6 separate regions of the Homo sapiens genome follow, and all the other regions are linked to region 2. A link is an interaction called in ENCODE POLR2A ChIA-PET data of the cell type or tissue named here. Cell type or tissue: CD4-positive, alpha-beta T cell. All regions are shown on one strand. Region 1 holds the start of RPS3 (ribosomal protein S3). Region 2 overlaps ARRB1 (arrestin beta 1). Region 3 has its middle 7.7 kb from the start of SLCO2B1. Region 4 has its middle 10 kb from the start of RPS3. Region 5 overlaps ARRB1 (arrestin beta 1). Region 6 overlaps ARRB1 (arrestin beta 1).

Region 1 (4,000 bases), 120 kb before region 2:
TCTTGAGCTCAAGCCATCGCCTGCTTCAGCCTCTGGAATAGGTGGGACCACATGCATGCACCACCACACCCTTTTTTATTTTTTGTAGAGCGGGGGTTTCCCCATGTTGCCCCGGCTGATCTTGAATTCCTGAGCTTAAGTGATCCTACGCCTGGCCTTAAAATCTAGCTTTTAAGAAGCAATTACATTCACTAAGCCCAGATTCACTGTTCCGTCTGTCCCCTTAAGTTCATAAAGGATAAACCTGCCGGGCGCGGTGGCTCACGCCTGTAATCCCAGCACTTTGGGAGGCTGAGGCAGGCGGATCACGAGGTCAGGAGATCCAGACCGTCCTGGCTAACACGGTGAAACCCCAACTCTACTAAAAACACAAAAAATTAGCAAGGTATGGTGGCGGGCGCCTATAGTCCCAGCTACTCGGGAGGCTGACGCAGGAGAATGGCGTGAACCCGGGAGGCGGAGCTTGCAGTGAGCCGAGATCGCGCCACTGCACTCCAGCTTTGGGGACAGAGCAAGACTCCGTCTCAAAAAAATAAATAAATAAATAAACCAACTTAGCATTTATAACAATTATAGGTGATGGCCAGTCAAATGAGTTTTACCTGGTGGCTAAGATAATGATTTCTGTCCTGGTTGGTGTAACTCGCACCTCAACTCCAGAGTAGCCATCTTCAGCCAGCTCCCGAGTAAGAAACTCATTCAGTTCAGCTTTGAAGATGCCATCAGCGACAAACTAATCCAAACAAAGCAAAGTTCAAAATTAGGAGATCGGTGTAGGCTCACTTTCGCCTGAGCCAGTCTAGTCTTATTAGTCAATGCATCCCTCACCAAAACTAAATACCTCCAACCAATGGTTCCAAACCCTTGTTCCAACAGGAGTGCAGCAACCCTTCTCAGACAAATGCCTCTAAGTCATCTTTAGGAAATTACTTCAACCAGGGCTCTTTAAACTGTGCCACAGAACGCAGCACAGAGTAGGCCACCTGGGCAAAGAGAACATCCCCAAGTCAGACTCGTCATCATCTCTTCATCGAAGGGTTTAAAACAGTTCCACATGCAAAACAAGAAACTGCTCTAATGGCCTATTTACACTTCATTCAGCACAGCAAAGACACTGTACTTGTCACTGTTAAGGAATAGATAGTAGACTTAACATATAAGCTCTCTCACTTGTAGACACAACCTGCACCGTCTAAAGAATCCCAGCCATGTTATTTGGCTTTACGGTACCAACAGAGCTGGCAAATCCTAACTCTCGAGAAGTTGTGGATTTAATTTTGACATCGAAGTGTATATACGAAATGACAAACTGTCTATTTTTAAAGCTAATGATTTTTACACAGTTCTATCCCATGTAATGACAAGGCGTTAAATCCGAGGCAGCTTCCTCCCGGGGTCCCCAGACGGAGCAAGCAACCGTCAGCAACCCTTCAAGTTGAGGTCCTGGGGCCAGCGGACTGTACCCAGAAACGACCAGTTAAGGCAAGAATACACTGCTGCCTTCTCTTCCCAAAACCACGGGATAAGACATGAGGGAAATGACACACGCCCTCAAAATACCACGTTTACTAATTCCGTTGACCGACAAATGCTCACAAACGCCTTCTCCGGGACAGAAGGGGCGCCTGGTGCCCATCTCTCTGCGCTTCACTTGGAACCCGGCCACACAGCGCCCTCCTGGCTGGGGCCTCTCACTCAATCCACCGCCATCCGCGGCCCGCAGGAACGCCAGGAAGCCTAGGCCGCTTCCAGGGCAGGCCACGGAGCTGCAGGCCTCGCGGTGGCACCCCGAGAAGCCCTCGACCCGCGCGGCGCCGTCGTTCTCCGAACCCAGTCCCCAGAGGCTCACCTTCCTCTTCTTGGATATTTGCACTGCCATCTTGCCGCCGCGCTCCGCTGAAAGGAAAGGAAGTGGCTCGCGGGCGGAAGTGAGTATAAAGGGCGCGAGCGACGACGGAGGGCTGCGCTGCGTGCACGCCTGTGGGTGCTCATGGGAAATGTAGTTTTTACGTAAGTAAGGCGTCCAGGGAAAGAAGAATGTAGGCAGGAACAGGAAAGGGGCTTCATCCAGCAGGACTTCTAAACTTCAGGGGACCTTAGAGTTCAATTCTCATAGTTTCAAAACAAGCAATGTGAGGTGCAGAGGTGGAAATTACAGGTATAAGTTCACACAGCAAGAGAGATTAACCAGCGTGGAACTCTGGCCCCTACACTTTCAGGGTGGACACTGTAATGAAAATCTGCTGAAATCCCTCAGTGAAACTCATTTAAGACTCCTCTTTGGGAGGCCAAGGCGGGCGGATTACTTGAGGTCAGGAGTTCGAGATTAGCCTGGCGAACATGGTGAAACCCCGTCTCTACTAAAAATAGAAAAATTAGCTGGGAGTGGTGTCGGGCACCTGTAATCCCAGCTACTCGGGAGGCTGAGGTGGGAGGATTGCTTGGACCTGGGAGATGGAGGTTGCAGTGGGCCAAGATCCTACCACTGCACTCTAGCCTGGACCACAGAGTGAGACTCTGTCTCAAACAAACAAACAAACAAACAAACAAAACAACTCATGTCCCCCAGTCTGTACCCATTTCCTCCATTCCAAATGATAATAATAAAACCTGATACTTACTAAGTGTCCTAGGGACTGCGTTCTGTGTCCTTTATGTTGTTCTCATTTACCCCACCTTACTTTCATCAAGTCCATTACAATTTGTAACAGAAGTCCCAGAAGGTCCCATGGGCCCGCCCTTCCTTCCTTCCTTCCTTCCTTCCTCTCTCTTTCTCTCTCTCTTTCTCTCCTTTCTTTCTTTTCTCTCCGGTTGCCCAAGCTGGAGTGCAGTAGTACGATCTCAGCTCCCTGCAACCTCCACTTCCCAGGTTCAAGTGATTCTTCTGCCTTGGCCTCCTGAGTAGCTGGGATTACAGGTGCACACCACCACACCCAGCTAATTTTTGTATTTTTAGTAGAGATGAAGTTTCACTATGTTGGCCAGGCTGGTCTTGAACTCCTGACCTCAAGTGATCCACCTGCCTTAGCCTCCCAGAGTGCTGGGATTACAGGCATGAGCCACCGTGCCTGGCCTTCTTTTTCAATTAAAAAAAATTCTAGCCAGGTGCAGTGGCTCAGGCCTGTAATCTTAGCACTTTGGGAGGCCAAGGCAAGTGGATAGCTTGAGGCCAGAAGTTTGAGACCAGTCTGGGCAACAGAATGAGACACCCTCATCTCTATGAAAAGTGAAAAAAGAAAATTATCCAGGTGTGGTGGTGTGTGCCTGTAGTCCCAGCTACTCTGGAGGGAGATGTGAGAGGATTGCTTGAGTACAGGAGGTCTAGGCTGCAGTGAGCCGTGATTGTGCCACTGCACTCAGCCCGGGCAACAGAGTGAGACTCAGTCTAAAAAAAATAAAAAATTAAAAATGTCCCTTCATTTTTTAATGAAGCTTACAGAACAGTTGAAAAAACTGTACGTGTATGCATCACCAAGCTGAGGGGGAATTGAGAATGATGCTACAATTAATATTTTGCTGTTGCTTTATCGTGGATCTACTCATCCCTGTAGCCACCCACCAATACATCTTTTGAGGCATTTCAAAGTAAGTTGCAGACATTGGTAAACTTTACCCCTAAACACTTCAATAACAGTTTTATTTTATTTATTTATTTATTTTTGAGACGAAGTCTTACTCTGTTGCCTAAGCTGGAGTGCAGTGGTGCGATCGCCGCTCACCGTAACCTCCACCTCCCGGGTTCAAGCGATTCTCCTGCCTCAGCCTCCTGAGTAGCTGGGACTACAGGCAAGCACCGCCATGTCCAGCTAATTTTCATATTTTTAGTAGAGATAGGGTTTCACTATGTTGGCCAGGCTTGTCTTGAACTCCTAACCTTGTGATCCGCCCACCTCGGCCTCCAAAAGTGCTGGGATTACAGGCGTGAGCCACCGCACCCAGCCAACAGTTTTATTTTAAGTTTGAATAGTTTTCTTCATTTAAAAGTCAGGGTATTTCTCTC
Region 2 (4,000 bases):
CCATGGAGAACCCATCAGCGTCAACGTCCACGTCACCAACAACACCAACAAGACGGTGAAGAAGATCAAGATCTCAGGTATCCCAGACAGAGGGTCAGCTTAGGGGACAGCGAGAGGCAATCTTCCCAAGGGCTGGGGGTGGCTGAAGTATCTCCCCTTGTTAACAGCCTTGTATAAAAAATAGCCACTGAAGCCCAGGGCCTGCTCTGAGCCACAGGGCAAAGCTTTTGAGTTGGGTAAGGCAGGCTGCTTATTGGCTAGGTAATGAGTTTGCTCTTTAAGCCACCTCTTCAGTTTCTTGGGTTCTGGACAAAGCTGTCCTTGAGGGGAAGGCTTTGGTTATGGAAGGAAATGGGTGTGTTTGGGGCTACCCTTTGGATGTAAGACAGGGGTGGTCTTATGCAGAAGTCCCCACTGGTGGCCTCTGGCCATTGCCTGGGGCTGAATATCCCCAACCCGGGGACGCCTGTGAGACTCCATGGGAGCTACATTCCCGACTCACTCCACCTTGATTCCTCTCCCTCCCTAGTGCGCCAGTATGCAGACATCTGCCTTTTCAACACAGCTCAGTACAAGTGCCCTGTTGCCATGGAAGAGGCTGAGTAAGTGGGCACAAGTCTGGCCTTGGGCGTATGGGATTGGGTGGGAAAAAGAGAAGCTCTAGGTGTCCTGTTACAGGTCCAGGTGGCTCTTCTCCACCTGGCAGAGGGCTGGGCCTCAGACTTCCTTGCCACTCAGAGTAGATGATCCCGAAGAGCCTTTTAGAAACCATCCACCTGATTTAGCTTCAAGAAAATGCATGCTACAGTCAAGGAAGAGACCCACTAAAACTAGAGTGACAAAACAATAGCTAATGAATGTAAGGGGATTGGGGTTGTGAGAAGAAATAATTACGTTGTACAAGAAACCTAGGTTGAAGGGAAATACTTTGTTCTTGGCTTCCTGGTAGCCAGGGCAAAGTGGGTAAGGCACTAGGTACACAGCTCTTGTCTGATAAAGGGGTAATCCAACTCATTGGGAAAAAGGGGTTGTGTGTGGGAGTGCAGAGAATAATTACACACAAAAAAATCATCTAGGTTTGAGGAGAACTGCTATGGTTGAGCATGGATCGAACTTTGTCCCAGGCTTGTTGGCAGCTAAGGCAAGTGGAGAGATCTGAAGTGAAACATCTTTACTTACCTAAAGGAAGTAAATGCTCCCATTCAAAGACATACACATTTTTTTTTCCTGGCCCTGCAAGTAATTTCTTGGGGCAATTATACCTGATATAATTTTACATGTATATGTGTATTTGTTTATGTATAATTCCAATCAGTATTTCTTGCAACTGAAAATATTTTTAAAATGTTACTACATGGCCTTTGAAATAGTTTTTAATGTCCTATAGGTGAACATGCTATGATTAGATCAAGCTTTCTCTGGTTACTGGATATTTTTCATATCCACTGTTGATTTTTTCAAAAAAATCAGAGCTATGAGGCATAGATTCCTGATGGTAAAGTGAAGTGATCTAGAACCAGAGTAACATATAATCCCTAAAGAGTAGAAAATCCCAACCACTGCAGATGGTGCCAGCGTCTGCATAACGAATACCAGCAGGGATGGCTGGGGAGGCATTTGCACTCACAGACTTGTTTACTTCTCAGGAAGCGCTGTGGGGCTGGGGTTGCTGCTGCCCCAGTATGTAGAGGAGGAAGTGGCTCAGAGAGATGTGACTTGCAAGTTAGCAAGCAGCAAAGCTGGGGCTGGAACACGGTCGTCCGACTCCAAGGCTTGTTCACTATCTGCTGCATGACAGCTCTCTCATTGGAAAGGATGGGGGATAGAGCAAAAGCAAGTAAAAATTGGACAATCAAAACACCCTATATATGATGGATGTGATCAAGCAAGTAAAGTTTTAATTGTTGAGCCTAGATGGTGGGTATATGGGTGCCCAAATAGCTTCATTTATGGTTTATGTGTAGCTATAATTTTTTCTTTTTAAAATGTGTTTAGAGACAGGGCTGGTGCTCACGCCTATAATCCCAGCACTTGGGGAGGCTGAGGCAGGCAGATCACTTGAGGTCAGGAGTTTGAGACCATCCTGGCCAACATGGCAAAACCTCATCTCTACTAAAAATACAAAAATTAGTCGGGCATGGTGGCGCGCCCCTGTGATCCCAGCTACTTGGGAGGCTGAGGTAGGAGAACTGCTTCAACCTGGGAGGTGGAGGTTCCAGTGAGCCAGGATCGCACTACTGTACTCTAGCCTGGGCGACAGAGCAAGACTCTGTCTCAAAAAAATAAAATAAAATAAAATAAAATAAAATAAAATAAATTTAAATTAAATTTGTTTAGAGACAGAGTTTCACTCTGTTGCCCAGGCTGGAGTGCAGTGGTATGATCATGGCTCACTACAGCCAGCCTCGAACTCCTGGGCTCAAGTGATCCTCCTGCCTCAGCCTCCCAAGTAGCTAGGACTACAGGTGTGCACCACCATATCAGGCTAATGTTTAAAATTTTTTGTAGCGATGGGGTCTTGCTATGTTGCCCAGGCTGGTCTCAAACTCCTAGCCTCAAGCAATCCTCCTGTCAGCCTCTCAAGTTGCTGGGATTACAGGCATGAGCAACTGTGCCTGCTGTGGCTGTACTTTTTTTTTTTTTTTTTTTGAGATGGAGTCTTGCTCTGTCACCCAGGCTGGAGTGCAGTGGAGCAATCTCGGCTCACTGTAAGCTCCACCTCCCAGGTTCATGCCATTCTCCTGGCTCAGCCTCCTGAGTAGCTGGAACTACAGGCGTCCACCACCATGCCCGGCTAATTTTTTTGTATTTTTAGTAGAGACGGGGTTTCACCTTGTTAGCCAGGATGGTCTCCAACTCCTGACCTCGTGATCTACCCGCCTCGGCCTCCCAAAATGCTGGGATTACAGGCGTGAGCCACTGCACCCGGCTGGCTGTAATTCTTTAAATAAATGTGCTTTTTAGCACTGTGCTGCTTGACTAGGATAATCTTTTAGAATATCCGAGATTCAGTCCTGTTTGTGCGTAGAATGTAGATGTGCCTCTTTTGAGTGGCAGTGGTCTCCTTGCCCGAGCTGGGCTGGCCCAAGTGGTCCGTGTGTCTGGGGGACAGAGGTTGGGAGAGGGAGACTTGGAGCAGGCTCAGACTAGATATTCTGCTGGGCTGGAGATCAGGGCTGGGGTTGGCTCTGGGGAGGGCCATCTCCACAGCTGCTTCCTTTCTTCCCAGTGACACTGTGGCACCCAGCTCGACGTTCTGCAAGGTCTACACACTGACCCCCTTCCTAGCCAATAACCGAGAGAAGCGGGGCCTCGCCTTGGACGGGAAGCTCAAGCACGAAGACACGAACTTGGCCTCTAGCACCCTGTGAGGACCTGCCCTCCTAGCCCTGGGCTCCTAGTGCATCTTGCCTGATGGGGCCACACCCTCCTTGGTCCCCCCAGTTCAAAGACAAGGCTCAGGCTACCCTCTCCATAGCCTTGTCAGGGCCTGTCCTCAGGTGCTTGACTTGTCAGGGAAGCTGCCTCCTTACTCCCAACCCTACCCAGGGGTGACTGAGAGAATAAGATGGACCACTAGGCCAGCTCACTCAGGCAGTGCTGGGCTCTGCTACCATGCCTGGGGGAGGGCAACCTGGGAAGGCTTCCTGCAAGAGGTGGCAGCTTCTGACGTAATGCCTTCAGTCAGATGGGGTGTCCCTGAGGAGAGACCAGGGTGGTGAGCTGGGTTAGACCCAACATGGGGTGCCCCTCCAAGTCAGGGGTCCCAGGGCATCTGGTCACTCCTGCTGCACAGTCATCGTGGACGCCTCTAGGCTACTCTGCTCCAGCAGAGCCCTGGCTATGGGGATGCCATCTTGCCCTCTTGCCAGTGTGGTCCTTCAGTGGGGCTTTGGCCTACGTCTAGAGCAGCCGCCACTCCCAGCACAGACTCAGCTCTCTTCAGCAGCCCCTGCACAGCCTCCCACTTACCTGAAGCTTTTTGCCCTGTCTCCACCCT
Region 3 (4,000 bases), 130 kb after region 2:
GTTCTACAGGTGCTGCAGGGCTCCAGCTTGGGCACTGGCTGGCCTTCAGCCCCCAGCCCTGGCTCTGCCACTGACATGCTGGTCAGGTCTCATTCCCTGCCTGGTCCTCAGTTTCCTTATTATAAAATGGTGGAGGGTGGGGGGTGCAGGTGCAGTGGCTCATGACTACAATCCCAGTGCTTTGGGAGACCGAGGCAGGAAGATTACTTGAGGCCAGGAGTTCGATGCAAGCCTGGGAAACATAGTGAGACCCTGTCTCTACCAAAAATTTAAAAATTAGCCAGGTGTGGTGGCACATGCCTGTGGTCCCAGCTACTGGGGAGGCTGAAGTGGGGAGGATCCCTTGAGCCCAGGAGTTGGAGGCTGCAGTGAGCTATGATCGCACCACTGTACTCCAGCCTGGGCAGCAGAGCGAGACCCTGTCTCTAAAAAAAAAAAAAAAAAAAAAATTTTAATGGTGGTTGGGGATGGGGGTGGTGGGGGTTGGGGGAAGAGTCTCATTCTGCTCTGCCCCTGTCTTTTGGAGTCTCATTCTGCTCATGGCCCACATGAGCTAATGGCTGTGCCACTGTTTTCCTAAAGTGTCAAGTGTGGGATTACAGTTATTAATGTGTCTCCTTGGAGAGAGGACACGGGAGAGGGGTGGTGCAGCAAAGGCTGGGAGGGATGCCGAGGGTGGGAGTTGGGGATGGGGTGAGTGGGGGTGGCAAATGCGCGATGGGAGCAAGCCCCTGCCAGGCCGTGGATAATTTGGAAGAAGGGCCCTGCTCCCTAAAGACTTTGCAACACTGCCCCCTGGGGGCTGGAGAGGAAGCCTGTGCCCTGACTTTTCCTCTGAGGCTTCAGTCAGGGAGGGGACCTTGAAGGACCACTGTCCAGAGGCTGAACTGGGTGGGCCAGAAGAAACCCAGCTAGGGCAGTCATTGCCTGCCCGCGTTCCCCACCTGTCCATTCCACTTCACGAGCCTCTCAAATCTGCAGCCCTGTCCTGGCCTAGCCCACCACTGCTCTTGTCTGGGCCATGCCCCGGCCTCTTTCCTACCTCCAGTTTCACACCAGCCCATCTTCTTGCAAGCCAGAGGGAACTTTCTGACCCTTAAATCCTACCATGCCCCTTTCTGTGTAAAACCCTGACCCAGCTCTCAGTAACCCCAGGAGAGACCATCCTTCTCAGCCTGACACTGAGTGGCCCCTGTCTCTCTGTCCAATCACATCTTCTGCAGGTCACTATCCTCACTCGCAGATGAGACATTACAGGAGTGTTTAGAGCAAGGAAGGCGCTGGGGTAGGACTTCTCGGGTGTGACTGCTGGCTTCCCCCCTTAGTAGCTGTGTTATTTAATTCTTAGTTTGCGGTTTTTTTTTTTTTTTTTGAGACAGAGTCTTGCTCTGTCACCCAGGCTGGAGTGCAGTGGCATGATCTCGGCTCACTGCAACCTCTGCCTCCTGGGTTCAAGCAATTCTCCTGCTTCAGTCTCCTGAGTAGCTGGGACTACAGCTGTGCACCACCACACCTGGCTAATTTTTGTATTTTTAGTAGAGACAAGGTTTCACCATGTTGGCCAGGCTGGTCTGGAACTCATGACCTCAGGTGATCTGCCCATCATGGCCTCCCAAAGTGCTGGGATTACAGGCGTGAGTGCCCAGCCTGCAGTACTTTTTTAAACTGTAAAGTATATATAACATAAAATGTTAACGTAAAATTCAGTGGCATGAAGTACATCTACACTGTTGTACAACCATCCTCACCATCCATCTCCAGACCTCCCTCATCTTTCCAAACGGAGACTCAGATTCATGTGTTCTTCATTCCACCTCTGTTTTCTCATCTGACGGATGGAACTAATCACTGAATGTGTTTTGCATGTGCTTACAGGTGGGTAATAGGTACTCAGGCAATGTTACGATTGTTTTCTTCTCTTGAGGAAGCTGCTCTGGAAAGTCAGTGCAGCAGCACCACATGGAGTGATCTCTAGAAACCCACAGCCTACCGCTGCCCGGCTTCATTTCTGTGGCTCGGGCAGATTTTCTGAGAGCTGCTGGGGAAGCATGCCGCCCATCTCATCTGGGAAGATGAGTCACTTCCTCTGCTGCTGGGTTATGAGCCTAGGGATGGGGAAGGCAGGAAGCAGAACACAAGCAGCTGCTTCTCAGCTGGGCGGGGCCTCCGCAGTGGCTCACATAAGAACCACGTGGCAAGGTGGATTCTCTCTGGTGTCTGGACCAGGGTAGGACACCCTAACTTGCCTGTGTGCCAGCTCTCTCAGGAGGGGCTGGAGCAGGCTAACTTGCTTCCATCAGTGTTGCTTATTCAGAGCACAACAGTTTGCGTTTTGCTTGATTCTCTCCTTTTCACATCATGCTCCCAACACATCATCCGCCCCCCACATTCTGTGCACACACTTCCAAGATTCACTCACTCCAACTGTTCCTGGCATGCGCGTCTAAAATCATCTCACCTTCCAAGTGGCACTGTCCTCATTTAAATGCATGTCTTTTTTTTGTCCCCTAGGTGGAACTAGGGGAGAGACCAGGCCTCAGGCCTCCCTGATGGATCCTGGTTTCTGGCCTGCTCTCTGGCCAGGGGAGCAAGTGGATCTCTCCAGCAAACAAGCTGAATGGTGGTGTCAGAATCAGAGCTGGGTCCAGACAGGACGCTTAGAGGGCCACAGAATCTCCTCCTAAGAGTCCTTCAGCTGGGGACTCTAGTCTTTTCAGTTAAAGACATCAACCATCCTCCAGAAAGAGCCAGCGGTGGCAAGCAGTTAGCTTAAGCAAACCAGTCAAGTCTTTGGAGTAGCTTAGGCTGGAACTCGGCCAACATTAGTTGTGTGGCATGGGGCAGATACTTCATTTTTCTAAGCCTCAGTTTCTTCTTCAAAATGGATGCAATGATCATGACTAACACTCATTATTTGCCAAGCACTGTTCTAAGCACTTGTATCAGCTCAGTTAATGCTCCAAACAACCTATTATAATCCCCAATTTACAGATGAGGAAACTGAGGTACAGAGAGACCTGCCAAGGTCACACAGTTGGTAAGAGGCAGATCAGGATCTTAACCTAGACAATCTGGCCCCAGAGTCCAAGCCCCTAACCATGGCACTTAACCGTCTCAGAGGGCAAATTTGAGGACTCAGTCATTATCCACTGGTCCCTAAGCCATGAGGTTGAATACAGAATGATCCAAGTACTAAGCTGCTGCCTTTGACTGACCCTGGGCATTTTACTTTCCTTGTCAAATCTCAGGTTTCCCTCCTACAACAGGAGGGGCTTGAACCCCAGCTCCGGCTCAGCAGAGAGCTCACCATTTGCCTGGAAACCTGCCCCTCCCTGGTCCCTGTTCTGAGCCCCTCCCATCTCCTCAGAGTCAGCCCCCATCCCTGCAGCCTGTGTGGCAACTCTGCCTTCATATTTCTGTCTGTCTTATTCCCTCTTCTCCCTAAATTCAAAGACCACTCCTTGTTCCTGTAGAACCCTTGCACAGCCTCCTTAATCATCTGTGACTCCCGTCTCCCTAGTTCTAATCCATCCTCCACATTCTACTGGAGCCATCTTTCCAAACACTAATCTTTTTTTTAGACAGGATCTTACTCTGTCATTCAGGCTGGAGTGCAGTGGTGCCATCCTAGCTCACTGTAGCCTCAAACAAGCAATCCTCCCACCTCAAGCTTTCCAAGTAGCCGGGACCACAGGCATGCACCACCATGCACAGCTAATTTTTTTTATTTTTATTTTTGTAGAGACAGAGTCTTGCTATGTTGCCCAGGCTGGTCTCAGACTCCTGGGCTAAAGTGATCCTCCCACCATGGCCTCCCAAAGTGCTGGGATTACAGGTGTGAGACACCTTGCCCAGCTCCCAACCCTAATCTTATTGTGCCCAGCCATTCTCCTCAGAGCAAAGCCTATTTCTTAGCCTAACATTTGCTGCTCATCACCACACACCTATAACCTACCTTTTGCACTTTCATCCCTGGCGCCTGCATATGCACAGTTCCCTC
Region 4 (4,000 bases), 110 kb before region 2:
GCACCTCTTCAGTGTGGCGTATGTTTGAGCCCGACAGCCTGGTCTCGCATTCCTGGTCTGGGTTTCTATAGTTACCAGCTAGGCGACCTCAGGTGTGTTATCTGTGCATCAGTTACTTCATCTGTAAAATGTGATGAAAATAATAGTAAACCCACACCCTGGAATAGTTGTAAGAGTAAATGAATTAATACAGGCAAAGTGCTTAGCACATAGTAAAGCATCCGGGATGCAGTGTATTCAATTGGCATTAGTTATTCTTGCTTGGAACCAGTGCCGATGCCAGATCCTAGTGTCACTGAAGAATCTGACTCCGCTGCTGCCTTCCAGGAGCTCAGAGCTGGGAGTGGGGATACAGATAAATGAGTGTGATAGGCATCATAAGGGGCATTACAGTGAGAAGGCGTTGGGGAAGGCAGGGTGTTGGAAAAGATGTCACAGAGTTTCAGTTCTTCAGTGGAGGCTTACAAGAGGCTCAGTTGTTTACCAGAGTAGTGGATGCACCAGGCAGCGTAAATGGGTTGAACACTTTGGGAGCAAGAGAACACCCCTGAATTATGAAAATAGTTTCCTGATTTAAACAATAAAATGCTTTCATTTAAAAATATTGAAAAGAACAAAGAAGGAAATAAAAATGACCCAGGAAAGCCTGGAGATGGTGGCTCACGCCTGTAATCCCAGCACTTTGGGAGGCCAAGGCAGGCAGATCACTTGAGGTCAAGAGTTTGAGACCAGCCTGGCCAACATGGTGAAACCTCGTCTCTAACAAAAATTAGTTGGAAGTGGTGGTGCGTGCCTGTAATCCCAGCTATTCAGGAGGCTGAGGCAGGAGAATCACTCGAACCCAGGAGGTGGAGGTTGCAGCGAGCTGAGATCGCGCCACTGCATTCCAGTCTGGGCGACAGAGCGAGACTCCTTTTGGAAAAAAGAAAAAAGACCCAGGAAAATAAAAATGACACTGTTCTGGTAAGGCAGTGTAAACTACGGGGGCACAAGTTTCCAGATCTCTCCCTAGGTGTCGATACCCACTGTGAGGAGTCAATGTGCACCTGCAATATCACACAAATGGGGGCACCACAATACACCCGGCGGCGAGGGACGCTGGCGCCATGCCTGGAGGGTGGAAAGGGAGTGGGCAGCTCAGGTGGAGGCAGACAGAGGGCAAACTGGAAGCCAGCTCAGTCTATTTCCTATCCCAGTACTGCCACTTACAAGCTTTGTGATCTCAGGCAAGTCACTTAACCTTTCTGAGTCTAAGAGTCTTCATCCATAACATGGAGGAATTATCATTAATTTCATAGAATTTCTATGATTGAATTAAATGGTATCTGTAAAGCATTTAGCTTAGTGCTTAGCACATGGAAAATCCTTGTTAGATGGAATGGGTTAGCATTGCTTTTTTTTTTTTTTTTTTTTTTTTGAGACGGAGTCTCGCTCTGTTGCCCAGGCTGGAGTGCAGTGGCGCGATCTCGGCTCACTGCAAGCTCCGCCTCCCGGGTTCACGCCATTCTCCTGCCTCAGCCTCCCGAGTAGCTAGGACTATAGGCGCCCGCCTCCACGCCCGGCTAAATTTTTTTTGTATTTTTAGTAGAGACGGGGTTTCACCGTGTTAGCCAGGATGGTCTCGATTTCCTGACCTCATGATCCACCCGCCTCGGCCTCCCAAAGTGCTGGGATTATAGGCGTGAGCCACCGCGCCCGGCCGTCATTGCTTTTAATGCAGACAAACAATTTGGCATTTAGGTTTACATTAATCTTCAGTGTTTTTGTTTAGTGAGTCAGTTTCAACAAGTCCTACCCAACACGAACACGTGGCTCATATCTCTGCTCTTAGGGGAAGACCACAAGACACCAGTGCCTTTCATTCTTACACAGAGCAGGCACTATTTCGTTACAGGCAAAAGGACCACACTACCACAACGTAGAGGACAGAGAAAGCTCCTTCAAAGGAAAAATGTGGGAAGAAGTCGGCCACAGATCAGACTGCTGGAACAGAAAGGCCAAGGATGTCCCAGCCCCATCAGGCGTCATGCAGGGGCATGGGACCAGCATCTGTTCTAGAGAGATGGGGCCCAGGAGCAGCTGCAAGGGCCTTCCCAGGGCCAAAAAGGGCCAGGAGCGGGAGGGCAGTTTCAGTGGTCAGCCAGGTAAGAAAGACCAGCTGGACCCTTCTTGAAGCGCTGTTACTGAGCCCAGGTTGAAGACAGGGAACACAGCTGGAATACCCAGAGGCAGTAGGTTTATCTAGTTTAATTTTATTTTCATTTTTTTTTCATCATAAGTTCCGTCTTTGCTATCACTTAATTTTAGGTTTAAAATGCCACCCTTCTTAACTGGCTCTCCCAAAACTGTGCATACTGCGCACTCTGGTGGTCATAACAACCAACTACAGCAACGTGGTCAATTTGTTTCCCAGAAAGGGTTGGGGCTGCTGCTCTCCGCATCCTACCGCCATTACAAACCTGGCCCCCAGCCAAGTGGACACCATTGGTAACCCCATTCAAACTCCATTCAAAGGCCTGAGCATGGAGAACAATACATAGCGGGGGGTGGGCATGCCCCACAGAAACAACAGGCAGGAGACTGGCTTCCCAGGATTTGACTAGTGAAATCCACACATATGGGTCTGAATATACTGTGTGACTCCACTTAAGTAGCTGGAGGACAGGAACAAGAGGCTAACAAGCCAATGCTACCAACTTCCCAGCTTCCTACCCAGAATAAGGCTGTGTGAACAGGCAGCTGGTTAGCTTGGAGGCAAGTGGGGAGGGGAAGAGCCAAGGACTGGCATGCAGCCAAGCTGACCAGGGAGGGACAGGAACCAGGTATGACAGGGAAGAGAGAGCTTTAACTTAGGGGTGAGTGCTGAGGGCTTTCGTAAAGAGAAGCTATTAGAACCATCCAATCTAGTTCAGACCTTGACTCTTGGCCAGGCACGGTGGCTCACACCTATAATCCCAGAACTTTGGGAGGTCAAGGCAGGAGGATGGCTTGAGGCCAGGAGTTCAAGACTAGCCTGGGCAACATAGTGAGATCGTATATCTAAAAATAATAATAATAATAAAAATTAGTCAGGCATGGTGGCCCATGCCTGTAGTCCCAGCTGCTCAGGAGGCTGAGGTGGGGAGATTGCTTGAGCCCAGGAGTTTGAGGATGCAGTGAGCCAAGGTTGTACCACTGCACTTCAGCCTGGGCAACAGAGCAAGACCCTGTCTCTAAAAAAAAAAAAAACAAAAAGCAAGACACACACATACAAAAACCCCAAAACCTGACTCACCAGGCTTGGGAGTCTGAGGTCCTGGCTCCAAGTAACCTCTGCTTAGTTTGGACTTCCCTGGAGAGATGATGGATGTGTTTGCCTCAGGAATGCTGCAAGACCCCACCCAGTCATCAACTTGGGGAGTGTTGGGGAGCCAGAGATCACCTGTAACCCCTTCTTTTAGCTCTTAGTGAGCTCTTCCGCTGGATCTAGAAACGAAATCAACAACAGGCAGATTAACAAGAGAAAAGTATACAAATTTCATTAATTTTACATGTATATGGGGATCTTCGTAAGAGGGTGAAGCATGAAGAAGTGGCCAAAGCAAGAAACTTTTATACTTTTTAGATAGAGTGATACATTTGAGAAGAAATGACAGCACCAAGAAAATCTGGCTATGGGGCAGTAGATTTTCTAGGGAAGTCACTAGGAGATACATGGTAGTGGTGAGCTGTGAACCAAGTGGAAGATAAGGGTTACTGTTAAGTATGTTTATTCAGGTCCATGGTGACTTCCAATTCCCAGTCTCCGTTGATAAGTGTTATTTTCTCTGTCTGGTGTGGAGAAGGGACTCCTCCCAGAGGAATCTTTATTGCTTGCTTCATGTAGCAAGAGACAGGTCAGCTCAGCCTTTCAGAAACTACAATTTCTCCAGTGTTTTCCTCTTGCAATAATCAGTATACCAATCTGGCATATTTCAGGTTGGCGTTGTCTTTTACCCCTTCATGGGGATGTGGAACAATG
Region 5 (4,000 bases), 53 kb before region 2:
TCTCTGCCTCCAGCTTAGAGGAAGACTGGGGAGAACATTCCATTCCTAGCAGACCCTTTCTCTTGGCCTCACAATGGATTTGAAGCTCTGTGCAAACTGTTTATATTTCTTCGGCAGAGTTTATTACCCAGGCAGGCCTTCTGCAATTAATTACAAGCAAAGCAAATAACTTGTCCTTAGGAGGCTGGGCTTGGCATAAACATTTACATATAGCCAGGGGCCAGCCCAGGGGCTGGGCTCTTTCCTGCAGCCTTTGGAACAGAGAGATTAGAGGATCAGGGTGGTGTGGGGTGTTATGGGGTGGGGTGGGGAGAAACAGCTTTCCTTCAACAGCTTTTCCTGGACTCCTCCTTAGCCCTTGAGATGCTGTGCTTATGCTTTCTTTCAATCTTCCTAATTACCCAAGTAGAGTCCCTGTTTGTAGTTGAGGAATTGAAGGCTCAGCTAAGTTCAGCAATTTGTCTGAACACACAGCTTGCAGGAGCAGCAGGATCTGAAGGTTCACGTGGCAGCTGTGTAGGTAAATAGACTAGAAGAGAGAGGCTAGAAGTTGGGAAATGAGTGACAGATTGTTCGTTCGTTCATTTATTCATTCAGTGCAAATTTGTCAGGCCTCTGTCATGTGTGAAAGGGAGTCTGAGAGGCAGTAGTGACTTTTTTTTTTTTTAGAGACAGGGTCTCAGTCTTGTCATTCAGGCTAGAGTGCAGTGGTGCAATCACATCTCACTGCAGCCTCGAACTCCTGGGGTCAAGTGATCCTCCTGCATCAGCTTTTCAAGTAGCTGAGACTTGTAGCACAGGTATGTGCTACCATGCCTGGGTAGATTTTAAAATTTTTTGTAGAGATGGAGTCTTACTATGTTGCCCAGGCTGGTCTCAAACTCTTGGGCTCAAGCAATCCTCCCACCTTGATCTCCCAAAGCACTGGGATTACAGGCATGCACCACAGTGCCCAGCCAGTAGTGATTATTGTGACTGTTCGTCCCCACATGGAATGTCAGAAACCCTCTGAGGATGGTCCCATTAACAGGCTAATGTGTGGCAGAAGGTGGTTTCGTGAAAGGCCAGGAAGGCAGTGGTCCGCGTAGTGGTCATAGTCACACCATCTTACACAAAGAGACAGCTTGAGTGGATGTAGTCTTTAACAGGAGGGGCTCTGCAAGGACAACCCACTCCTCCCACCCTAGAATCTGGAATTCTAGATCCCTGAACCCTGCTTTTAGGCAGAGATGGCTCAGAGAAGGTTTGGCTCAAGGTTACACAGCAGCAAGGTTCAGTGGCTCACACCTGTAATTCCAGCACTTTGGGAGGCCAAGGCAGGAGGATCACTTGAGCCCAGGAGTTCCAGGCCAGCCTGAGCAACATGGTGAGACCCTCCATCTCTATAAAAAATACAAAAAATTAGCTAGACATGGTGGTGCGTGCCTATAGTTCCAGCTACTCAGGCGGCTGAGGTGGGAGGATCAGTTGAACACAGGATGTTGAGGCTGCAGTGAGCCCTGTGAGCCGTAATTGTTACTGCATGTCAGCCTGGGTGACAGAGCAAGAACTTGTCTCAAAAAAAAAAAAAAAAAAAAAAAGTTACACAGCAGGAAGGAATGGTCCCAGCGAAGTGCTGTTTCTAGTGTGTTTACATTTGAGAGGTGCAGTGACCAATTTGCATGGGAAACCCTTACTGGCTGCCCCACTCTCTTCAGGGCTCTGAGTTCAGTGTTTTCTGACGGCCCTCTCAGCCCAGCCGTTCCCGTTCCACTCAATGGTTTTGCTGTGCAGATCTCTGGAGCCATCTGCTGGGGGCCATCTTCCTCTGTGCATTGAGGAATACTGGGATCCAGGGAGGGCAGGAGCAGGGCACTCCTGTCTATACGCATCTTGGATGTGGTATGCCTGGCCCCTGGCCCTGGATCCTGGGACTCCTTGGCTGGACAGGAGCCCATCCCAGAGGGTGAGACTGCAGCCTCCAGGCCTCTGCAGCTTCAGACTATAGTAGAGTCTGGGACTTGGCCTGAGCTGTCCACACCAGGTGGCCAGCAGTTGGCACAGAGCCCAGAATGTGGTAACAGATGCCCAGGGAAGGCATGACACTTGGGATGGGTGAATGGCTGGTGGGAGACAAGGATGTAAGAAGGGCACTTTCATTTGGGCGGCAGGGGCTTCAGTTCAAGTCACCATCTGTATCACAAATGAACCTCAATGTTGTCTTCTGGGGAATGGGGATGAACAACTGTCCTCATTCACAGGGTTTTAGGGAGGAGGAACAGGCAGCAACTGACTATTCACAATAGCCAAAAAGTGGGAACAGACAGCCTAAATGCCCATCTGCAGATGAATGGATAAACAAATGGTGGTATATCCATGCTGTACAACATTATTCACCCATGAGAAGGAATGAAATACTGATCCATGCTATAAAGTGGACGAACCTTGCAAACCTTACGTGAAATGAAAAAAGCCAGACACAAGAGGTCACCTATAGTATGAGTCAACTTGTATGAAATATCCAGAATAGAGAAATCCATAGAGACAGAAAGCAGACACTGGTAGTTGCCAGGGGTTGGAGAGAGGAAAGAATGGGGAGAGACTACATAGTGAGTAAGGGGTTTTACTTTGGAGTGATGGAAATGCGTTGGATCTAGATAGAAGTGGCGGTTTTGCACAACGTTGTGAATGGACTAAATGCCACTGAATTGTTCACTTTATGTATTTATTTTATTTTTATTTATTTATTTGTAGAGACAGGGTCTTGCTGCATTGCCCAGGCTGCTGTCAAACTCCTGAGCTCACCCAGGCGCAATGGCTCATGCTTGTAATCCCAGCACTGGGAGGCCAAGGTGGGCAGATCACCTGAGGTCAGGAGTTCGAGACCAGCCTGGCCAACATGGCGAAACCCCGTCTCTACTAAAATTACAACAATTAGTATGGTGTGGTGGTGAACGCCTGTAATCCCAGCTACTTAGGAGGCTGAGGCAGGAGAATCGCTTGAACCCAGGAGGCAGAGGTTGCAGTAAGCCGAGATCACGCCACTGCACTCTAGCCTGGGCGACAAGAGCAAGACTCAAAAAAAAAAAACAAAAACAAAAAACAAAACAAAACAAAAAAATAAACAAACTCCTGAGCTCAAGTGATCCTCCTGTCTTGGCCTCCTAAAATGCTGGGATTACAGGCATGAACCACTGCACCCACCTCAATAAATTATTTTTTCTGCTGGTTGATGTGGTTCGCACCTGTAATCCCAGCACTTTGGAAGGCTGAGACAGGAGGATTGCTTGAGTCCAGGAGTTAGAGATCATCCTCGGCAACCTAGTGAGACTCTGTTTCAAAAAAATACATTTTATACAATTATTCTTTTTTTTTTTTTTTTTTTTTTGAGATGGAGTTTCGCTCTGTCACCCAGGCTGGAGTGCAGTGGCGCCATCTCGGCTCACTGCAAGCTCCGCCTTTTGGGTTCACGCCATTCTCCTGCCTCAGCCTCCCGAGTAGCTGGGACTACAGGCACCCGCCACTGCGCCCAGCTAATTTTTTGTATTTTTAGTAGAGACAGGGTTTCACCGTGGTCTTGATCTCCTGACCTCGTGACCCGCCCGCCTCGGCCTCCCAAAGTGTTGGGATTACAGGCGTGAGCCACCACGCCCAGCACAAAATTATTCTTAAAAATAACAAGAGTCTGGGCATGGTGGCTCATGCCTGTAATCCCAGCATTTTGTGAGGCCAAGATGGGCAGATCACTTGAGCTCAGGCCTTTGAGATGAGCCTGGGCAACATGGCAAAACTCTATCTCTACTAAAAATACAAAAATTAGGCATGGGTGTGGTGGGGCATGCCTGTAGTCCCAGCTACTCGAGAGGCTGAGGTAGGAGGTTGAAGCTGTAGTGAGCCATGATTGCAGCCCTGCACTCTAGCCTGGGCTGGAGTGACACCCTGTCTCAAAAAAAAAAAAAAAAAAAGACAGTAATTTTAAAAAGGCAGTGTGTAGTAAGAGGGGATGGGGTTGCGATGAGAC
Region 6 (4,000 bases), 65 kb before region 2:
CAACCAGAGCTCTCTGGGAAGGGGATTGGCGGCTCATTCCCGCCTCAGGGCCTTTGTTCCTGCTGCGCCTCTCTGTCTACTTGGTCCAATCCTACTTCCTAAATAGGTGCCCCGGCCACGGAGCCATTCTCTCCCGGCCTCTGGAGGGCGCGCTCCATTCTTCATCCTCATCCTCAGTCATGTACTGAGCCTTTCCCGGGTGTGGGCAGTGGCATGGGAGAGTAGGGAGTCCCTCCTTAGGATGGACATCTGGGTCTGGCTGCAGTCCCTCCAGTGTGGTTTGACCCGGCCTGAGGAGGGGACCATGGTTTCCGATGACCCACCGGTGATCAAGGAGCTCTTTATTCAGCTGGACAGCCTCCCTTGGCTGGCAGAGCACAGAGCTCCCCATCGGCTCCCCACTGGGCAAGTACTCAGAACCCACCTAATTACTGGGGACAGAATTCTGGGCACTGCATCCAGCAGGCTGCGGTCATAATCAGCTAATTAAACCACCCAAGCATTGCTCCTTGGCCCAGAGCAGAGGGAAGGGGGGTGAGGTGGTGAGGCTGGGAGGAGATGTAACAGGGGAGGCTCAGAAATGGGTCTGCAGAGCAGGGCTCGGAGAGGGAAGCAGGAAGTGCAGAGGGAAGGTGAGAAAGAGGGAGAGAAGTGGGCAGATGCCCAAAGGTGCCATCTGAGGAGAGCACCCAAGTGGGGTGAATGGAGGGAAGGGGCTCTGGCCTGGGAGACAGGGATCTCACTTCTTCACTGTCCCTGTGCTGCCATAGGCAAGCTGCTTTTCCTCATTGGGCCTCAGTTTCTCTATGTGTCAAGCAGGAAGTAGGAGAGGCTTTGGCCTAGAGGCTCCTCCCTAGGACCCTTTCCTTCTCTCGTTAGGAGGGGAGAGGGCGTGAGCAGCAGTGTGATTCTGGCGGGACAGCTTGGCCTCTGGCAGCCCTGCCTTCTGGAAGTGGCAGACAGTGTAGGAGTCTGAGCCAGCCTAGACTGGGTGGGAAGGGAAGACAGTTGGGAGCAGCAGTCTGCCCACCTGGCTCCCCAAGCATGTCCTGCCCTTGAGCCTTGGTCCTGTCTTTGGGACTGTCCTGTGGTTCCCAAACTAGTCCTCAGCGAGGGACTCTTTAAGGCCGAGGGCTCCCTCCCCAGGGCTGGGCAGTGTCATTTCCATCTGTGTAGGAATTGCCCAAGTAGCACCCTCAGAGAGTGTGGAGGAGGGGCTCCCAGAGCTAGAGGCAGGAGGTTTGGAGTTTGGAATTCAGAGTTAGGCAGACTCTGCTCTACTGCTCACTTGCTAGCTCCATGACCTTCAGCTTGGGTCTTAAACTCTCCGGCCTCAGTTTTCTCCTTTGGGAAATAGGTATAATAATATTAATGGGGTTTCTGTGGGCAGAGAGGGTAAGGGCTTCATAAAAAGCCATTGTCGGCCAGGCATGGTGGCTGACGCCTGTAATCCCAGCCTCTTGGGAGGCTGAGGTGGGCAGATGACCTGAGGTCACGAGTTCGAAACCAGCCTGGCCAACATGGTGAAACCTCGTCTCTACTAAAAATACAAAAATTAGCCAGGTGTGGTGGCACACACCTGTAATCCCAGCTACCAGGGAGGCTGAGGTGGGAGGATTGCTTGGACCCGGGAGGTGAAGGTTGCAGTGAGCTGAGATCTTACTATTGTACTCCAGCCTGAGTGACAGAGTGAGACTCTGTCTCAACAACAACAACAAAAAAGCCATCATCATTCAAGACTGAGGGTGGATCTCAGCTCCTTCCCTCTCCCATGTCCCCTTCCTCCTCTTTCATCCCTCTTTTCCATGGTCCAGGGTAGTGTACACAGCTGAGTGCGCGGGGGTGGGGGCACAGGGAGTGGGGGCTGTGCCGGCCAGCGGAGAAGCTCCAAGGAAGGCAGGAAGGGAAGTGAGATTGCCCAGGGCCAGCAGCAGCAGTGTGGTGCTGGGGCTGCTGGCGCCACTCCCCTCTGGCCCCTCACCCACGGCAGATTCTCTAGGAGGAAGTGGGGAGAGATTGGGGAGCAGGAAGCTGGGGGCGGTTGTGGAGGGAAGTCCCTTGGCATCCTGGCCCCAGGCTCCTCTTTCTTAACCCTCACCCCTGTGCAGAGCCCCGAGCCTGGCTTTCTGCCAAGGGAGCCAGCAGGCCACTGTTTCACACACTCAGAAAACAACAGCTTTCCTGGTTCCCAACCCCAAGTAGGAGGTGCCTGCTTGGAGCTCAGGCACTTGGAAAGCAGCGCCTGCTACAGGGTCTGCCAGGTCTGGAGGAGGCAGCAAAAGAGAAGAAAGACCCCCAGCCCCCACAGCCTCTCCTCGTAGTGCTGGGCTGAGATATGCCAGGGACTCTGACTCCAAGGCAGCTGGTTACATAACTGAGCATGCCTCCCTGCTCCTTTCCTCCCTGTTTCCCCAGAGGGGCCTTGGAGGAGGTGCTGCATTGCTCAGAATTCCTGCACCCAGAAGGTCGTGGGGAGCATCCCCCTGCCTTGGATAGTGGTAGTGCCGCCCACACTGTGTAGAATGGTGAGCCATGTATGCTTCCTCAGTGCAGGCCTCTGGGGTTGGCTCTGAGCATTGTCCCCTCCAACTCTCTTGGGAGCAGAGCTGCAAAGCGGGGAAGCCTCATTAGAGGAAACAGGCCTCGTCCTGAGATAATTTGCCTGCAAACTGCCCCCAGAGGGCAACTGGCCTCTGCAGCCAGAGGAACAAATAGCTAGCATTTTACAGTTTGTTCCATTCAATTCCACAAACATTTCTCCCTCCACTCAAGGCATGTCCCGAAGTGGCCGGGCCTGTCCCAGTGGTGTGTCTCTCTCCGAGTGGGAAGGGGATTTATGGAGCAGCTCTGCTCTGCCTCCCGCCTGAGGCTGCCCTTTCTCCGAAGTTGAGGGCCTGGCCTTCCCAGGTTCTGGGTGGCAAGAAACCTCATGACATGGAACACTATCTCCCCGGGCCTCGGGCTAGGAGTTTTCAGGGTTAGCTTATATCGTTTCTGTTAGGCCATCGCTGCCCTCCTGAGGAGGTTCCAAGGAACAAAGCTTTCTCTCTGTGCCACACCCCGGGCCCTGTGCTGGGCACCTGAAATATGAAGAGGACCCAGACAAGTCTCTGCCCTCATGCTGCTCAGATGTATTGGGAGAGAGGAAATAGATGATCTCAACAGCTGCCAGAAGAGGGGTAGTGGGCATCTGTTTATAGCAGGGACAAAACAGGGCCAGAGGTTAAGGATCAGAGGCAGCTCCCCAGAAGTAGGGACTCACGACCTGGTTGGAAAGTGCGTTTGTGTGAGCCAGAGGTAGTACTCTTCCTGGCAGTATCTCTGTGACATGTGTTTTCATCCAGGACTGACTTCCTTCAGCAGACTTGAGAAACCTACTATGTGCCGGCATAGTGTCAGGCACTGGTTTCATCTGCTGTCAGTAAGGAGTGTCTTGGGAATGCAGACTGCTTGAGGACAAAAAAACTAGGGTGAAAAGTGAAAGTTCTGCCACAGGGCATCACAGTAAGTGTTTCTGCCTGGAGAAAGAAAATGGGGTGGGTATATCAGGAGACACTGGGCTCAGCAAACCTGCCATTGGAAACCAGGGTCTACTGTCCTGAGGGTATGGAGAGGAAAGCTTCCCTCTAGCCCAGGAGACACTGCAGAGATCTGATGGCTCTTCCCAGAGGAGCCCATGGGCATGAGACAGTTGAGAAACTATGTCTTAGGAGAAACAGCTCCAGGCTTTGGGGCTGGCAGCCAGGGGCCATGTGCGCTGGTCTCTACAGATTGGAGGGCTATCTTTGGGCACACTGAGGCCACGTGGAGTGGTGGAGAGGAGGCAGCAGGCTGGGGTTCTCCCCTCCCCTTTACCAGTAATTGCATGTCTGTAGGCAAGTTTTCCAGCCTCTGGAGATAATGTGTTCATCCTTTCTCGGTTACAGCTGTGCTAATTAAAGCACCCAGCACATTAGCAGGGCTCATCACTGGTTGATGTTATGATGGGTCTCTATTGCCC

Evidence for each region. ChIA-PET counts read pairs that join two places held together with the same protein. Peaks named below come from ENCODE experiments on the same cell type or tissue, not always from the same donor. Only the 100,000 strongest peaks of a DNase experiment are listed, where the experiment ranks them.
Region 1: POLR2A ChIA-PET joins it to region 2 with 30 read pairs; 13 of 35 experiments call an interaction of 5 or more read pairs at or near these places.
Region 3: POLR2A ChIA-PET joins it to region 2 with 29 read pairs; 8 of 35 experiments call an interaction of 5 or more read pairs at or near these places.
Region 4: POLR2A ChIA-PET joins it to region 2 with 37 read pairs; 13 of 35 experiments call an interaction of 5 or more read pairs at or near these places.
Region 5: POLR2A ChIA-PET joins it to region 2 with 19 read pairs; 9 of 35 experiments call an interaction of 5 or more read pairs at or near these places.
Region 6: POLR2A ChIA-PET joins it to region 2 with 32 read pairs; 11 of 35 experiments call an interaction of 5 or more read pairs at or near these places.

Annotation. Positions count from the first base shown.
Region 1 is chr11:75,397,427-75,401,426 of GRCh38, reverse strand. RPS3 (ribosomal protein S3) reads right to left here and starts at 1,909. Exons shown (of 7, transcript NM_001005.5): 1 at 1,850-1,909; 2 at 603-733. The coding sequence starts at 1,879. It overlaps SNORD15A (small nucleolar RNA, C/D box 15A), which reads right to left and starts at 1,036; the gene lies at 889-1,036. RefSeq lists enhancers at 483-1,346, 1,573-1,932. In CD4-positive, alpha-beta T cell, CTCF peaks have their summits at 1,487 and 1,691; DNase peaks (open chromatin) are centred at 86, 1,006 and 1,936; H3K4me3 peaks cover 2,041 bases; H3K27ac peaks cover 1,939 bases.
Region 2 is chr11:75,273,441-75,277,440 of GRCh38, reverse strand. It overlaps ARRB1 (arrestin beta 1), which reads left to right. Exons shown (of 16, transcript NM_004041.5): 9 at 1-77; 10 at 530-602; 11 at 3,230-3,367. Among named protein-coding and RNA genes, the nearest start is that of TPBGL, 35 kb to the right of the region's middle. In CD4-positive, alpha-beta T cell, no CTCF peak of the experiment used is centred here; a DNase peak (open chromatin) is centred at 1,680; H3K4me3 peaks cover 649 bases; H3K27ac peaks cover 4,000 bases.
Region 3 is chr11:75,141,423-75,145,422 of GRCh38, reverse strand. No RefSeq gene overlaps it. Among named protein-coding and RNA genes, the nearest start is that of SLCO2B1, 7.7 kb to the left of the region's middle. RefSeq lists an enhancer at 1,632-2,831. In CD4-positive, alpha-beta T cell, a CTCF peak has its summit at 811 (motif pointing left); DNase peaks (open chromatin) are centred at 792 and 2,132; H3K27ac peaks cover 1,188 bases.
Region 4 is chr11:75,387,258-75,391,257 of GRCh38, reverse strand. No RefSeq gene overlaps it. Among named protein-coding and RNA genes, the nearest start is that of RPS3, 10 kb to the left of the region's middle. In CD4-positive, alpha-beta T cell, CTCF peaks have their summits at 2,159 and 2,360 (motif pointing left); a DNase peak (open chromatin) is centred at 2,387.
Region 5 is chr11:75,326,669-75,330,668 of GRCh38, reverse strand. All of the region lies in intron 1 of ARRB1 (arrestin beta 1), which reads left to right. Among named protein-coding and RNA genes, the nearest start is that of MIR326, 6.5 kb to the left of the region's middle. RefSeq lists enhancers at 1,292-1,381, 3,578-4,000. In CD4-positive, alpha-beta T cell, CTCF peaks have their summits at 1,517 and 1,755 (motif pointing left); DNase peaks (open chromatin) are centred at 1,618 and 1,678; H3K27ac peaks cover 577 bases.
Region 6 is chr11:75,338,860-75,342,859 of GRCh38, reverse strand. The region is part of intron 1 of ARRB1 (arrestin beta 1); the gene reads left to right. Among named protein-coding and RNA genes, the nearest start is that of MIR326, 5.7 kb to the right of the region's middle. RefSeq lists enhancers at 612-1,475, 1,923-2,112, 1,476-2,339. In CD4-positive, alpha-beta T cell, no CTCF peak of the experiment used is centred here; a DNase peak (open chromatin) is centred at 2,059; H3K4me3 peaks cover 946 bases; H3K27ac peaks cover 3,233 bases.